2 separate regions of the Homo sapiens genome follow, and region 1 is linked to region 2. Evidence: chromatin contacts called from ENCODE Hi-C or POLR2A ChIA-PET data. All regions are on one chromosome and are shown on one strand. The core of a region is the stretch at or near the end of the contact, and the rest is flanking DNA. Distances in the headings are between cores, read along the strand shown.

What was found. A loop is a pair of places that touch in the nucleus more often than their neighbours do. ChIA-PET counts read pairs that join two places held with the same protein, here RNA polymerase II (POLR2A). Pooled maps may share reads with other maps.
Region 1: a map of CD8-positive, alpha-beta T cell shows a loop between it and region 2 (4-fold over the local background). The contact joins two enhancer-like sites. A Hi-C loop is called at or near these places in 9 of 168 maps with a recorded cell type or tissue (B cell, CD4-positive, alpha-beta T cell, CD4-positive, alpha-beta memory T cell and 5 more), 33 of 37 single-sample maps with no recorded cell type and 18 of 50 pooled maps. POLR2A ChIA-PET finds 5 or more read pairs at or near these places in 23 of 52 experiments (B cell, CD4-positive, alpha-beta T cell, CD4-positive, alpha-beta memory T cell and 17 more).

What each region holds. Positions count from the first base shown.
Region 1 is chr17:39,788,679-39,795,449 of GRCh38, forward strand. IKZF3 (IKAROS family zinc finger 3) reads right to left here. Exons shown (of 8, transcript NM_012481.5): 4 at 3,995-4,255; 5 at 2,738-2,905. Among named protein-coding and RNA genes, the nearest start is that of GRB7, 54 kb to the left of the region's middle. RefSeq lists enhancers at 2,966-3,075, 4,173-4,302. Within about 2 kb of position 2,798, at least 3 of the 41 ENCODE cell types and tissues checked have a DNase peak (open chromatin) inside an H3K27ac peak, as active enhancers do; they include B cell, CD4-positive, alpha-beta T cell and CD8-positive, alpha-beta T cell, where a contact is called at or near this core.
Region 2 is chr17:39,752,578-39,759,548 of GRCh38, forward strand. IKZF3 (IKAROS family zinc finger 3) reads right to left here. Exons shown (of 8, transcript NM_012481.5): 8 at 5,141-6,971. Among named protein-coding and RNA genes, the nearest start is that of GRB7, 18 kb to the left of the region's middle. RefSeq lists silencers at 1,344-1,483, 1,524-1,573, 1,714-2,443 and enhancers at 2,934-2,983, 3,394-3,703, 5,583-5,662. Within about 2 kb of position 1,719, at least 35 of the 41 ENCODE cell types and tissues checked have a DNase peak (open chromatin) inside an H3K27ac peak, as active enhancers do; they include B cell, CD4-positive, alpha-beta T cell and CD8-positive, alpha-beta T cell, where a contact is called at or near this core.

The DNA.
Region 1 (6,771 bases), core at 1,548-4,047, 37 kb after region 2:
AAAGAAAATAGGGCCCTTTTATTCTTCAAGGAGGTTAATGTGGTATAAGCAATGAAATAGGAAAGGATTCTTTATTTTGGACATCCATCTGGCTGTAAGTAAAGATTGCTGTAGTTTGTGGGAGTTAGCCATTCGGCTAGAAACTGATGGCCTTTTCAGAACATTGACATATTTGGGTAAATTTAGCTCATCCTTGCCACGTGGCTATAGCAAAGTCTAGGCTAAAACAATAAAAACTGAGCTAATTAACTACGGATTTTTTTGTTTTTTTGTTTTTGAGACAGGGTCTCACTCTATCACCCAGGCTTGGGTGCAGTGGTGAAATCACAGCTCGCTACAGCCCCAATTTCATAGGCTCAGGTGAAGTCTGGGCCTCCCAAAGGCCACCTTGGCCTCCCAAAGTGAGAGGCTTACAGGTGTGAGCCATTGCACCCGGCCAGGATATTTTTGAATAATAGAAATAAAAATAGGCCGGGCGCAGTGGCTGACACCTGTAATCCCAGCACTTTGGGAGGCCGAAGTGGGAGGATCACCTGAGGTCAGGAGTTCGAGACCAGCCTGCCTAACATGGCAAAACCCCATCTCTACTAAAAATACAAAAATTAGCCAGGCACAGTGGCTCACGCCTGTAATCTCAGCACTTTCGGAGGCCGAGGCAGGCGGATCACGAGGTGAGGAGTTCGAGACCAGCCTGGCCAATGTGGTGAAACCCCATCTCTACTAAAAATACAAAAATTAGCCAGGCGTGATGGCGTGACCCTTTAGTCCCAGCTACTCAGGAGGCTGAGGCAGAAGAATCGCTTGAACCTGGGAGGTGGAGGTTGCAGTGGGCTGAGATTGCACCACTGCATCCCAGCCTGGGCGGCAGAGTGAGACTCCATCTCAAACAAACAAACAAAATTAGCCGGGCGTCGTGGTAGGCATCTATAATCCCAGCTACTAGGGAGGCTGAGGCAGGAGAATCGCTTGAACCTGGGAGGTAGAGGTTGCAGTGAGCTGAGATGGCGCCGCTGTACTCCAGCCTGGGTGACAGAGTGAGACACCATCTCAAACAAACAAACAAACAAACAAAATTAGCTGGGCGTTGTGGTAGGCATCTATAATCCCAGCTACTAGGGAGGCTGAGGCAGGAGAATCGCTTGAACCTGGGAGGCGGAGGTTGCAGTGAGCCAAGATCACGCCACTGCAACAGCCTAGGCAACAGAGCAAGACTCCGTCTCAAAAAAAAAAAAAAAAAGAGAGAAATAAAAATGAATTGTAAAAATGACTTCGTCTAAATGTCTAAGATGAAGGAAAGGTTTCACCCATACAATTCATGCAAACTTTATTCTGCCAACTCCCCAAATGCTTTATTGCTTGAAATATGTAAGTAATAACTTCAACTATCTGTGCAAGGCTGGTCTTTCTGATTGTTGATAGAATATACTCAATGAATTTGTCAGTTTTAGGGGCTAAAATTTTTATTTTCTAACTCTTGCTCTGTTTAAAACAGAGGCTTTGGGATTTAAAGCACTAAAAGATCCTTATGGAATCCTAAATTAAAACAAATGCAGGTTTGCTAGGGCTAAAAATGTTACGTTTCTGCATAAATTGGGTTCTCTGGAATCTGTCTTTAAAAAGCCTACTATTGTTTCTTACTTGAAAAAGGCAACAGTAGAGAACTATTCTAATTTTTTTCGAACCAAACTCATCCTTAATTCACTACTTTGAAAAATGAGCTGTAAAAGAGAGAAACCCTTCAATTGCCAATTATGATCTCTCATGGTGGGTTTTGTTGGGGCTGACTTGTTTAATCCTAGTGGCTGAATTATAACAAGTTTTGAGTTTGGGGCTAGGTTTTAATCAAAGCAGTAGATGTGAACTGACATAAAAACAAGCCTTTTTTTCCAATTAAAATTTTGCCAGATAACATCAAGAACATGAGGTCCCAAATTTGAAAATAAACTCAGTCTTATTTTTCTAGGACGGAAATTCTAAATCTTGAAAAAAAAGTATTATCTTGGTCAAAATAAGGAGTAAAAACATCACGACAGCACATAACTTTTACAAATCTTTACCGTTGTTCAATCTTTTAGAGATTTAAAATAAGTAGGCTGGCTGGGCATGGTGGCTCCTGCCTGTAATCCCAGCACTTTGGGAGGTCAAAGTGGGAGGAATGCCTGAGCTCAGAAGTTTGAGACCAGCCTGAGCAACATAGTGAGACCTCATGTTTATTTAAAAAAAAAAAAAAAAGTGGGCCAATCAAGAGGAAAGTTGGATTTAATAAATTTATCCCAAATGGCCAAAAAGTAGCCCCCAAACAATGATTTATATCCAGATCACAGTTTTTCATAATTTACAAACTGTACATCATTTGCTTGTCTCGTCTTTTGAATGGAAAGAGTGTGTGTGTTGGGAAAATAATCTTCTAATAAAGTTTACCAGAAGAAAATACTGATGGCTATAATTTTCTCACAAAAATTAAAAGGACATTTTTTATAGGGTGGGCTCTTCCTATCTGACTGTGTTGTTCTCCATGGGTGCAAGGATGGTGAGGAGATGATCATCTCCACTGAGGCAGACGGAGAGCAATTAGTGCCTTAATGGTCGTGTAATTAGCCCTAGAGGTCTCTGCTGTTGTAACCCTTCAGAACAAGAATGACAGATTGAAACCTTCCTACTTAACTCTTTCTAGTTTCCACACTGGGCTCTGAGGAATGCACTTCCTAGACAAGGAATGCTCATTTCTCTCACTTACCAGAATGTGTCCTAAGATGCCCCGTGAGCGCATCTCTTCTTTGGCATGCATAGTTGCAGAGGTGACACTTAAAAGGTTTTTCCCCTGTGTGCAGTTTAATGTGGCGGAGGAGGTTACCTTTCTGAGTAAAAGATGCCCCACACTGATTACACTGGAATGGGCGTTCACCTTTAAAAAGGACAAAAAAGGAGATTTCTGGTCACAGGCAAGTGGAGAAACATATGCACAGATTAGATGCCTAGGGGAAAAGCTCATCTTTTAGACAATTACTGTTCACATTGGGATCAGTTGGGAGCTGCATTTCAAGGCAAGCCTAAGACTTACTTATGAAATCTCCTCTGTAGAAGAGAAAAAGCACCCACTAGCAAGGCTATTTTAGGTATCATATTGAATCAGAGCAAAGAAACAAGAGCAGCTCTAGAAGTGCTTTCTAGATCTAAGTTTTTATATTACTATATTACTTGGTACTCCCTTTTTTTTTTTTTTTTTTTTTTAGACAGGGTCTTCTTGCTCTGTTGCTCAGGCTGGAGTGCAATGGTCCCATCATGGCTCACTGAAACCTTGACCTCCTGGGTTCAAGTGAGCCTGTCACCTCAGCCTTCAGAATAGCTGGGACTACCAGTGTTTGCCATTATGCCTGGCTAATTTTTTAGTATTCCTTTTGAATATAATCTCCTTTGAAAAAAGAGCCAGAAACTAAAGTCCTTACAAGGTGTTGAGGGCTAGAAATTCTCCTTTTTAAAGTCTTCATATGAGATATGGGATGGAATCGACTGGCTCAAGTGCGATGGTTGTGTTTGTATGCATTTCTATAGACTACCTGTTTATTGTCTGAAGATACATTATTTTAAGCTGGAAATAAAAACTATGTCCTTTCATTTACCAAATTTGAACCCAATACAATAAGAAGATCTGCTCTTATTAAAAATGTTATGCAAAAATATACAAAAGATGGCTAAGAAGCAAATCACACAATTCAACTCCTACTTAGAAACTGAAGAAAAAGTATTTGGCTGACCTAGAACACTGTGCTCTCTACAGTCTTTTTTTATTCATAGCATTTGCAATATGTTTGCCAAATGCATGGTGAGGCAGGAATAAAAAGCACTGAGTGAACAGCAATGCAGAGAGAGAGATACATCAGCATTATAGCAAAAATCAATGAAAGTAACCAAAAGTTCCAAATTCCACCACTTCATTTCTCACGTGGCTGCATTAGGAGAGTTTTCAGAAGAATGAAAAAAGCAGACTATTTACCAGTATGGCTTCGCTTATGAACCATTAAGACATTGAAGCTGATGCAGGATAATCCACACACATCGCAGTTCATCTTTCCACTGGTTGGCCTGCTACTATCGAATGAGACAACATGTCTCTCCAACTTAATGTTTTCATATTCATTATATTCTCTTGAATAGCTGTAAGGGATTTCAGGCTCTTCTGCATTTCCCATGGGTTCTGACTTTAAAACATTCTCATCTCTTTCACTGTATTCATCTTTCACTTTCATTGAATCATCTGCAGGGAAGAAAATGCAAGAAATGAACAACGACTATACTTGAAGCTATCAAAGCAGCTCAAACAGCAGAGACCCACAACTGACAATTAAATACCAATCGAAGCTAACAAAACACTGTACATCTACAAAACAAGAAAGCACCATTAGCGTGACCGCACGTTATTTAAATTCAGAACCACAGTCAGAGGAAAACACACATACTTACACACATAAAAATAGACGATAGTGTTTTAGGCTATCCAGAAAATTACAGATAATAGATTTTAGCTAAGTTTGCTCAAAGTGGCCATGAAACAAACATTGAGCAACTCTTCTCCAGTACTAGGGGAGAGGAAGGGTTCTCAGATCTAGTACTGTTTTTGGTGGCTGCAGTTAAAAAGGCAAGGTGATGTACTCTTAGGTTTCAAGGAGAAAATATTGTTTGAATCCTTCAGATGCATCCAGTGTAAGCCATTAAGATTAAGAGTTGACTAGTTAACATAGTTTTTCTAATTTTAAGCCATGCATTGCCTCTTCCCCTTCCACGTATATGAATTGCTAAAACACATCTTATCTCTGTCTCTCTTGGAGCTGATAAAGGCACAACATTGACTGTAGAGGAAGTTGTCAGTACTAATGAAAAAGTGTTGAGAAAGACAAAAGGAAAAGTAATTCTTTCATATAACCTAAGGAGTCACTTTCATCGACACAGGTAAGTGGGGCTCAATCTAAATAAGGGGAAGGACCATTAGGTCCCAAGTTAGGGAGAACTAAACTCAAGGACTCAAGGATTGTGTAATAGGACTGGATAGGAGAGGAGGGACTGGCTCAAGTGAGTTGGCTGACCAAGTACTATCTTAAGAACTGCAATGTAAATGAATGAAATTTAAAAGAAGAGCTGTAATACTCTTCATGAAGAGCATAAGAACATATGAAGAACGTGGGAAAAATATGAAGAACATAAGAAACAAAGAAGGCAAATTTATGTACTTGCACTGACACTAGTAAAACCTAAAAATTTGCCTGATGTAAGAATAATAAACATTTGTAAGGGATTTTGCATATATAAAATATGCTATATAAATGCTTACTTTTTCAACCATTGGTCCTTAGAAATCAAAAGTTGTACCTCCCCATGAGGAATCACAAATCAATGGAGTGTAGGGCTGGAAGGGAATTTAAAGGTCATCTAATCCAACCCTCTTGTTTCTCAGATGAGGAAATCTGGGAGCAGAGATGTTTTTGGTCATTTGTCGAAGGTTACACATCCAGTTACTGGCAGAGGTGTGATTAGAATGCAAAACTTAAGCTTGAACTATCAATTACTTGGATTTGACCTCATGCACTAGACATATAAGGCCTAAGTGGGTTCTTACCAACTGTATTACACACCCTCCCATCAATGGTGTAAATGTTAAAACCCAAAACAGTCTGAAAAAAGATATTTTAAAAAACTACATCCCTTCCAAAAAACATCAGTAAGTGTTGCTCCTCTTGCTGCATAGGAGGAAGTACAACTGCAGCTGTGCCTGGCTTGCTACCTTCAACCCAAGTTTCAATTTTCACTTCTATCAAGGTTACCTTTCATCTATATTAACTGTGTTTGCTTAATAGAGCAAGACAGGGCCTAACCACCATCAGAGGAGCCAGGGCTGCCACACAGTTCCACTGCTTCCTACCACAGTTCATGGTTCACAACTTTTCACTCTTTGACTAGCAAAGATGTAGGGCTGTAGGATAAGTCCAACATGTTTCAAATTTGCCCACCCTATGGATCTGGATTATATAAGAAATGATATCTGTTTCCTACTTGGAAAGAGGTTTACTTCTTTCTCTGGATAGGTCTTCCCTGCTTTCAAGTGGAATTTGTTTGCTTAAGTGTTTATTTTTTATTTTTTTAAGAGAAGGATGCACCTGAGGCTTGTACTTGCCTCCCTTCCTCCATCACTCCAGCTGTGGGTAATATCCCACCAAAGCTTGAGTGCTCTTCAGTTTGCATGTAGGCGTTTAAAAGAACCTCAACGGAAAATTTCAGCTACTTAAAACCAAAAACAGCAGATAGAAAAGGCCAGCAGAAAAGGATCCTTTCCATTTTGGTTAGAAAATGTGAACATGACCAGACTCAGGCCACTCCATGGTCACTGAACTTTAAAATGTAGTAAGATCAATGTGTTGAGTCTTTCTGAAAACAGAGGACATAAGAGAGCTGCTCCTTTCCCTCAGGATTTTGGCTTTAGTTGGCCTGACCTGGAATTCAATACGACACCATCCTGGCTCAAGAGCAGATCTTAGCTTTAGTCCTTTAGGAGTCAGCTATAGAGCAAGGAAGACAGTATTTGAGACCCAGGGACATAAGGACACAGGGACAGGGCATTAGAGAAGTCCTTTGGGCTTACATAGTTGCTGGTTTGCCTTTGGAGTCTTACCAGTTTTAGATGAATGACCTGGATGACCTCTCTGCATGGTTACTGGGGATTAGCAACTTATTTTTATTTTATTCTATTTTATTTTTTGAGACATAGTCTTGCTCTGTTGC
Region 2 (6,971 bases), core at 469-2,968:
GAGGCTGCTCCACAAGCGTTCTCGAAGTTCACCATACAAGAAGGGGCGGTGTGGGGAAATGGGGATGAGGCCTGAAATTCAATCCCATGTGGGTTGAGTTATGATGTCATCTGACACCCTCTCACACGGCTGCATCTACCCCAAGGAAGGGGCAAGTTTTTCTTTGATGGGCACCTGGGGGGGCTGTTTAGCTGGAGTTTTTTTTGTTTCGCTTTTTTTGTTTTTGTGTTTTTTTTGAGACAAGTTTCGCTCTGTGGCCCAGGCTGGAGTGCAATGGTGTGATCTCGGTTTACCGCAACCTCCACCTCCTGGGTTCAAGCAATTCTCCTGCCTCAGCCTCCCAAGTAGCTGGGATTACAGACATGCACCACCACGCCCAGCAATTTTGTATTTTTAGTAGAGATGGGGTTTATCCACGTTGGTGAAGCTCGTCTCGAACTCCCGACTTCATGTGATCCGCCCGCCTCAGCCTCCCAAAGTGCTGGGATTACAGGTGTGAGCCACCGCGCCGGGCCTGGAGCTGCATTTTTGTTGTAAGCACTTTGTTCTTACTTGGATTAGGTTTATTTTAGGGTGGTTTGGGGCAGACTGAGGGAGATTGGAAGGCAGAAACCACCCCCTCAGGACAACCACGTGGATCTCCTTAGGGTCTGGGTAGTGGAACTGGGCCCTGTGACCTTGGAGTTGGAGGGGAAGCTGTAAGCAGGGATGGAACGGGCCACCCGCACCCTCACACAGCTGTGACCAACAGGCACGGTCATCCGCATTCACCTGCCCAACTCCCATGCCCTGAGTCCTGTCCTCCAGGGCATTCCTACTGGCACTACCCCAATTTCCCAAAAGATTCCAGGGATCTCTCTCTCGCTCTCTCTTTTTTTTTTTTTACAGTCTCACTCTGTTGCCCAGGCTGGAGTGCAGTGGCTGATCTCAGCTCACTGCAACCTCCACCCCCTGGGTTCAAGCGATTTTCCTGCCTCAGCCTCTTGAGTAGTTTGGGATTACAGGCGTGCGCCACCACGCCCAGCTAATTTTTGTATTTTTAGTAGACGGGGTTTTGCCATGTTGGCCAGACTGATCTCAAACTCCTGACCTCAAGTGATCCTCCCGCTTTGGCCTCCCAAGGGAGGGTTCCTTCCTCCCAGGCTGAGGCACCCTGCCCCACACATCTACTGGAGGAACTTAGTGTTGGGGCCAGGGGGTGGCTGGGTAAGGCTGGATCCCACACTTGTCAGGCCAGGTTGGGGTAGGGGAGGATACACGGGGGACCCGTCTCTCAGCCGTTCTGGGCCGGTGCCTGAGGCGATCTGCCCCGCCGCCCGCCCTTCCGCCACCACCCAAGTCGCATGCGCGCGCCGGGGCCGACGGGCGCCAGGCTCCACCGAGCCACCCTCCGTCGTGGCGGCCCCTCGTGCCTCTGCGGAGGGAAGGCCGCCGGCTTCGCCAGGGGGCGCGCGTCGGGGTCGCGGCTCTTTGAACTCGGCCCCACGAGGGGACGCGCCATCGGTTTCGTGGCTTGCGTGGCGCCGCAGCAACGAGCCGGTCGCCCCGGGGCGTTGCTTAGTCCGGGCCTCGCTGCGAGTCTGTGGGCGAGGCGGGAGGTGCTTCCTTGGCCAGGCGGGTGGAGGAAGGTGTGGGCGCCGCATCCCAGCGTCGCGGAGCCTCCAGGCGCGGGCAGGCGAGACTGGCGTGCAGCGCGACGGCCTAGTCCCGGCGTCCCACCGTCCCCCACTCCCGCAGGCGCCGAGCCGATTCAGCCGCGCGGCTGCAGTGACACCCAGCGGCCGTCGCGGGAAGTGCGGTCGCCGCGGCCAGGCCTCCGGGGCTCCTGTCTCTCGAGGTTCCCACCCCGGTTACGCGCGGGCACCCCGGAGGAGAGCGGCCGCGCGCTGCAGATGCCCGCGGGGGCACTTCCCCTGCCCCTCCCCCGTTTCCTCCCCGCAGGCGCCCGAGCGCCGGGAGATCCTGCGCAGCGGCAGTGCCCGGAAGGGCGGGGCGGGGTGCAGCAGCGGCGCTGGGCTGTGACCCGGGCAGTTTCACTTCTGGATCCTGCTCGGGCTGTGATAGGACAGCGCGGGGGCAGCGGGGGAACACGCGGGCACGCCGAGATCCGGCGCTCGGGACCCCGATGAGGGGAGGCCTTTCACTCCTGGGGTGTCACGCGACCCACGCTTTCCTCCATGTCCACTCCCACCCCCCATGGGTTCCACTTTGCTGTCCCCCGAGCTGCCGCTCCTCCCCAGCAGACACCGTCTCCGCCGGGGCTGCCGACCCCCGGAGAGGCCCCGAGCGGCGTGGGCGGCGGGAGGAGGGAGCTGTGAAGCCGCAGGCAGGGGGTTAGGCTGCGGGCTGCTGAGACGCCGAGCTGTTTCTCAGAAGTGCAGCTGCCCCTCCCCTCACACCCCCCTCACTCCCACCGCGCGCCGCACCCCTGCCCCCTCTCCGCCGGCCTCCCTTTCCTCTCCCAGGCACCCTAGCCGGGAATCTGGGGTCTGGGTCCACGCAGAATTAAGAGGAGAACCTGAGAAAGGGCGGGGGCCGGGGGTTCAGACCCAGCCTCAGCGCGCGTTATTCCGAGCCTCCTATAATTCCACAGGTGAGGGGATCCTGTCCCCTACCCCTGGGGTCCAGGATTGGAATTTGATAGAACAGTTAGGAAAATGACATCTTGAGAGAGTCAGGGCCCGGCCACTATTACTCTAGCTCCAGCGTCCAGTGAGGAGAGGAGAGAGAGGGAAGACCTGGAGCCCGGCTGGTGCAGTGAGGTTGAGGCCTGTCTTAGGAGTACCAGCTGGAAGGCCCTTCAGAGATCCCTGACTCTGGGGAAAATCAACGCCCAGAAGGGGAAGTCAAGTGTCTGGGCTCATCCCGAGAGGGAGAGGGCTGGGATTGGAACCAGGACTCCAAATAGTTGCGGGAGTCTGCGACTGTCTTTTGCTTGGGACTTCAGAGCTTTGCTGGATTCACTGACTCAGCCTGCTTTCCCTCAACACACACAAACACACACACACGAGACACGTGCACGCGCGCACACACACAGATACACAGACACACACAGACAGACATGCAAGGAGAGAGACAGGCACACATGGAGACAGACACGCACACGCAAAGAGACACACAGCTCCCCAGGAGTCTAGCGGGGCAGCTGAGGTCTGTGAGTGAGACATTCTCAGTGAGACACTGAGAATGCAATTCCAGTGGGGGTGGGATGGGGATTGGGCGGTGGAAGGACAAGCCCGGGGGAGGAGGTGGCATCGCCCCCCTAGTTCCCATCCACCACCACCCCCAGTGCTGTGGTTTATTTGCCTAGGCAGCTCTTCTGGGCCAGGGGGCCAGGGTACTGGGGTGGAGAGGCGAGGTGATGGGAAAGGCTGTTCTGGGGCTTCCTGCCCCCTCACTCCTGGGGAAGGGGGGTAGCTGCCATCACCCGCAGGCCTTTCCACTGCAGCCCTTTCCTTGGGTATGTGTGTTATTCTGGGGGAAGATCTGTTATTTGCGGAGAAGGGAGGCAGCTGCCTACTTCACAGGTCAAGACAGAGTTAAAAACAAAACCACAGCAAATTCAACACCCCGTGTCCTTCAGGGACTTTCCATGACACCTTCCTTCCCCCCTCTCCCCTAAGCCAGGGAGCACCTCCCCAGAGGGCCTCCCCACCCCAGGTGCAGTGGCTTTTGGCTTTTATGCAAACAACTGTCTGATCCCGGAATGCTCCACAGCCCGAACTGTGGCCTGGGCCGAATGTGCCCCTCCACCATCCCTTGGGCCAGTGTTTCTGGTCTTCCTGGAGTTGTGACCTCCACTCTTCCTCAGACCCTGGATTCTGAGGGACAGGAGATGAGGGCAGGAAGCTAGGTCCTTTCCCCCTGCCTGCCCTCGGGTGGCAGTTGCCTGCAGGTGGAGGGTTTGGGCACAGCAACCTAAGTGAATGGTCCGGGGTTTTGAGTGATGGGGGAGGGGAAGAAGGAGGGTGCAGGTGTGGGGTGGCCTCCACTGCCAGGCCCACCACCCTCTAGGGCATTGAATTAGCTCCCAAGATCAGGAAGGAAAACTCTTCTCAGGCTGGGAGTCCATTCAACCCCAACGCCAGTGTGGACCTCCGGTCCTGCTCACTGGCAAAGGGGGTCAGGATCTCCCTGTCTCCCTCTCTTCTGCCTGAGCTGCTTCTGCTTTGGGGAGGGATTTGGGGATGGGGAAGGCCATATAATCTTCTCTCCAGGGCTGAAAACCAGCTACTGAGGGGCCGTTTTTGAATGTATTCAGTGCTAAAATGCAAAGGCAGGGTGCCATGCCATTCCTTTCTCCTCCTCAGCTTGAGCAAGACTGGGAAACCTGTAGGAGACCCTCAGCCAGTTTGAACATTTTGGAGTGCTGATGGGAGGGAGATGATGCTGATCATGGAGCCAGAGGACGCTGGTGCCAGCCTAGCCCCACATTTGTTAGTCTTAAAACTTCAGACAATCTTTCTCATGCCTCTTCCACAGAAGACGGAAAATGGAGGGTGCTTTAGATGAGGCTGAGCAGAAGGCCAGACTCTCTCTCTACTTTCTCTAACGTTTTCTAAGAGAGAACACAATGATGATGGAAAGAAAGCAGCCTCATCCCTATGCCATTCTCCTAGGACTTTTCCCCCTAACACCTTCGGTTTGGGTCTCCAGGTATCTAAAAACTGTATTTAAATATGGTCGAGTTTAAGGACTGCAACTCAAGTTTCCCAATGTGGATGTCTGTGAGCCCCCACACATGAAAAAGTCAGAACTTGACTGTATTTTAAGAAGAATCTCTGTTGAGGGAGGAAGGCAGAGCAGTGACTTGGAATAGGGGTGCACCATGCTGAATGTGCTGATCATGCTAAGTCCAGGTCCTCAACCTCCTCCAGTTTCCTTAGTGAACTAAGGACCAGTGGAACCAGGAACCCTATCTTGTGGGTTACAGGGGCCAGCAGCAGGATCACAGTGGTAGGCTCAGCAAGGCGTCAGGTGAGAACCTTTATTTCAGTGATAATTCATTTTTCTTGATAACTGGACTTTAAGAAATAGAGGGGCAAAATTAAGAAAGTATTCCTTGGGGCGGGATGAAACCCTTCTACATCCTGACACCAGCAGACACAAATCATAAGTGATAAGGATGCACAAGGACTAATTTCAAACATACCAGGATTTTTTTATTTTTCAGTGTAAAAATCAAACATGATAAACCTAGAAAACTATCAGCAGGGCTATTTCTTACAGGGTTCCAGCAAGGGTTAGCATTGTTACATTTCAGAAGCTGACTTTCTTTAAACCATCTTTACAGAGGAGTAAACTTCACAGTTCCACACATGGCTGGGCTCCAGGTAGAACTCCATAGGAGTGACGAGGGAAAGTCACCACTGGGCAGGGAGGGCATTTCTGAGAAATGCAGATGAGAGGAGAGGCTGTGAGCACAGGCTGTGTCAAAACCCAGGGCAAGGGCTCCCTCCCGCCTTCCCTCCCAGTGGGAAGGCCACCCTGAGCCCCAAACCACATTCTGTTCCTTCCTCGTCATTCTGCAGACAATGGTCATCCACAGACCACACGTGTGGTGGCTTTGGCAACCAGAAATTTAAAATAAGCTATGGTTTTTCCAGTAGCCAAAATGATCCTGCACCAAAGCTCATAGACTGAGAACCTGAGCATGCAAAACCACAGTCTGGGTGAAGGGATGTCTGCTTTGTAAATGACCTGCTAATTCTTTGCAACCCACAGTAATTTGGTTTCTGTGAACCCACAGAAGCAGGCCCACCAAAAAGGGCCTTGTCTGCTAGCCTGGAGTATACATGAGTCACTGGCGGTGGGATCAGTCATTTTTTAGGCTGCCCCATTTTCCTAACATGTTAAAATGTGTGTTCTCAGTCTTTTCAAGAGAGGAAGAAGCAAAGCGGCACTTACAGAGTGTGAGATAGACACAGATCTGTGGCGAGGGATTGGGGAAGGTGGGTGGCATCTTGGGACTCTCTCCAGGCTTTCTGGAGTGGGGTCAGTGGAGAGATGAACAGTGAGAAACATTTGAAATAACTCAAGTTTTGGAGCAGCGGGGGGTGGGGTACTAATGGCTGAGGACTCACAGACAGTGAGGGAGCAAAGCGCTTTGACTTCCCTGGGTGCGACACCATGAAGTGTCTATAGCACGTGGTTAGCTCACGCTGGTTCCAAGGGTCAGCAGATCCTCTGCCCTTGTGCATTAAAACAACATGAAGGAAACTGTTAGAGATCAGTTACCTCCATAATTCATTTGTAAAGGAATTGCTATTATGATCTAGTATGATCTTGGGATATTTTTCATGTCTTTAAATTTAGGACACGGTACATTTTCCACTGAAAATTTACAATCATCCAACATAATGCACACCACCCCTCAAAGGTAACATTAGCTCATATACAAAATCATGGAAAACCTCACAACATCCTTGGAAGGTAGATATTGTTATATCCTTACAAAAATTTAATACACCCATTAACATTCCTATTTCAAATAGCTCAATCGATATCAACACATAAGACAGCCCACAATTGTGATACAGTATTAAGAAGAAACTCAGGCCAGCCGCGGTGCCTCACGCCTGTAACCCCAACACTTTGGGAGGCTGAGGTGGGCAGATTACTTGAGCCCAGGAGTTCAGGACCAGCCTGGGCAACATGGTGAGACCCTGTCTCTACAAAAAGTACAAAAATTAGCTGGGTGTGGTGACCCACGCCTGTAGTCTCAGCTAGTTGGGAGGCTAAGACGGGAGGATGGCTCGTTGCTTGAGCCCAGGAGGTTGAGGCGGCAAGTAAGCCTTGATTGTGCCACTGCACTCAGCCTGGGGAAACAGAGCGAGACTTTGTCTCAAAAAGAAAAAAAAAAAGAGGAAACTTGTATCCAATTTATTCAAACTGCAAAACCCTGTGTATCTTCATAACAATGGTGGGGCAAAGACTATCTACAGCTGGGGCAAGGGAGAGGCACAGTCTTG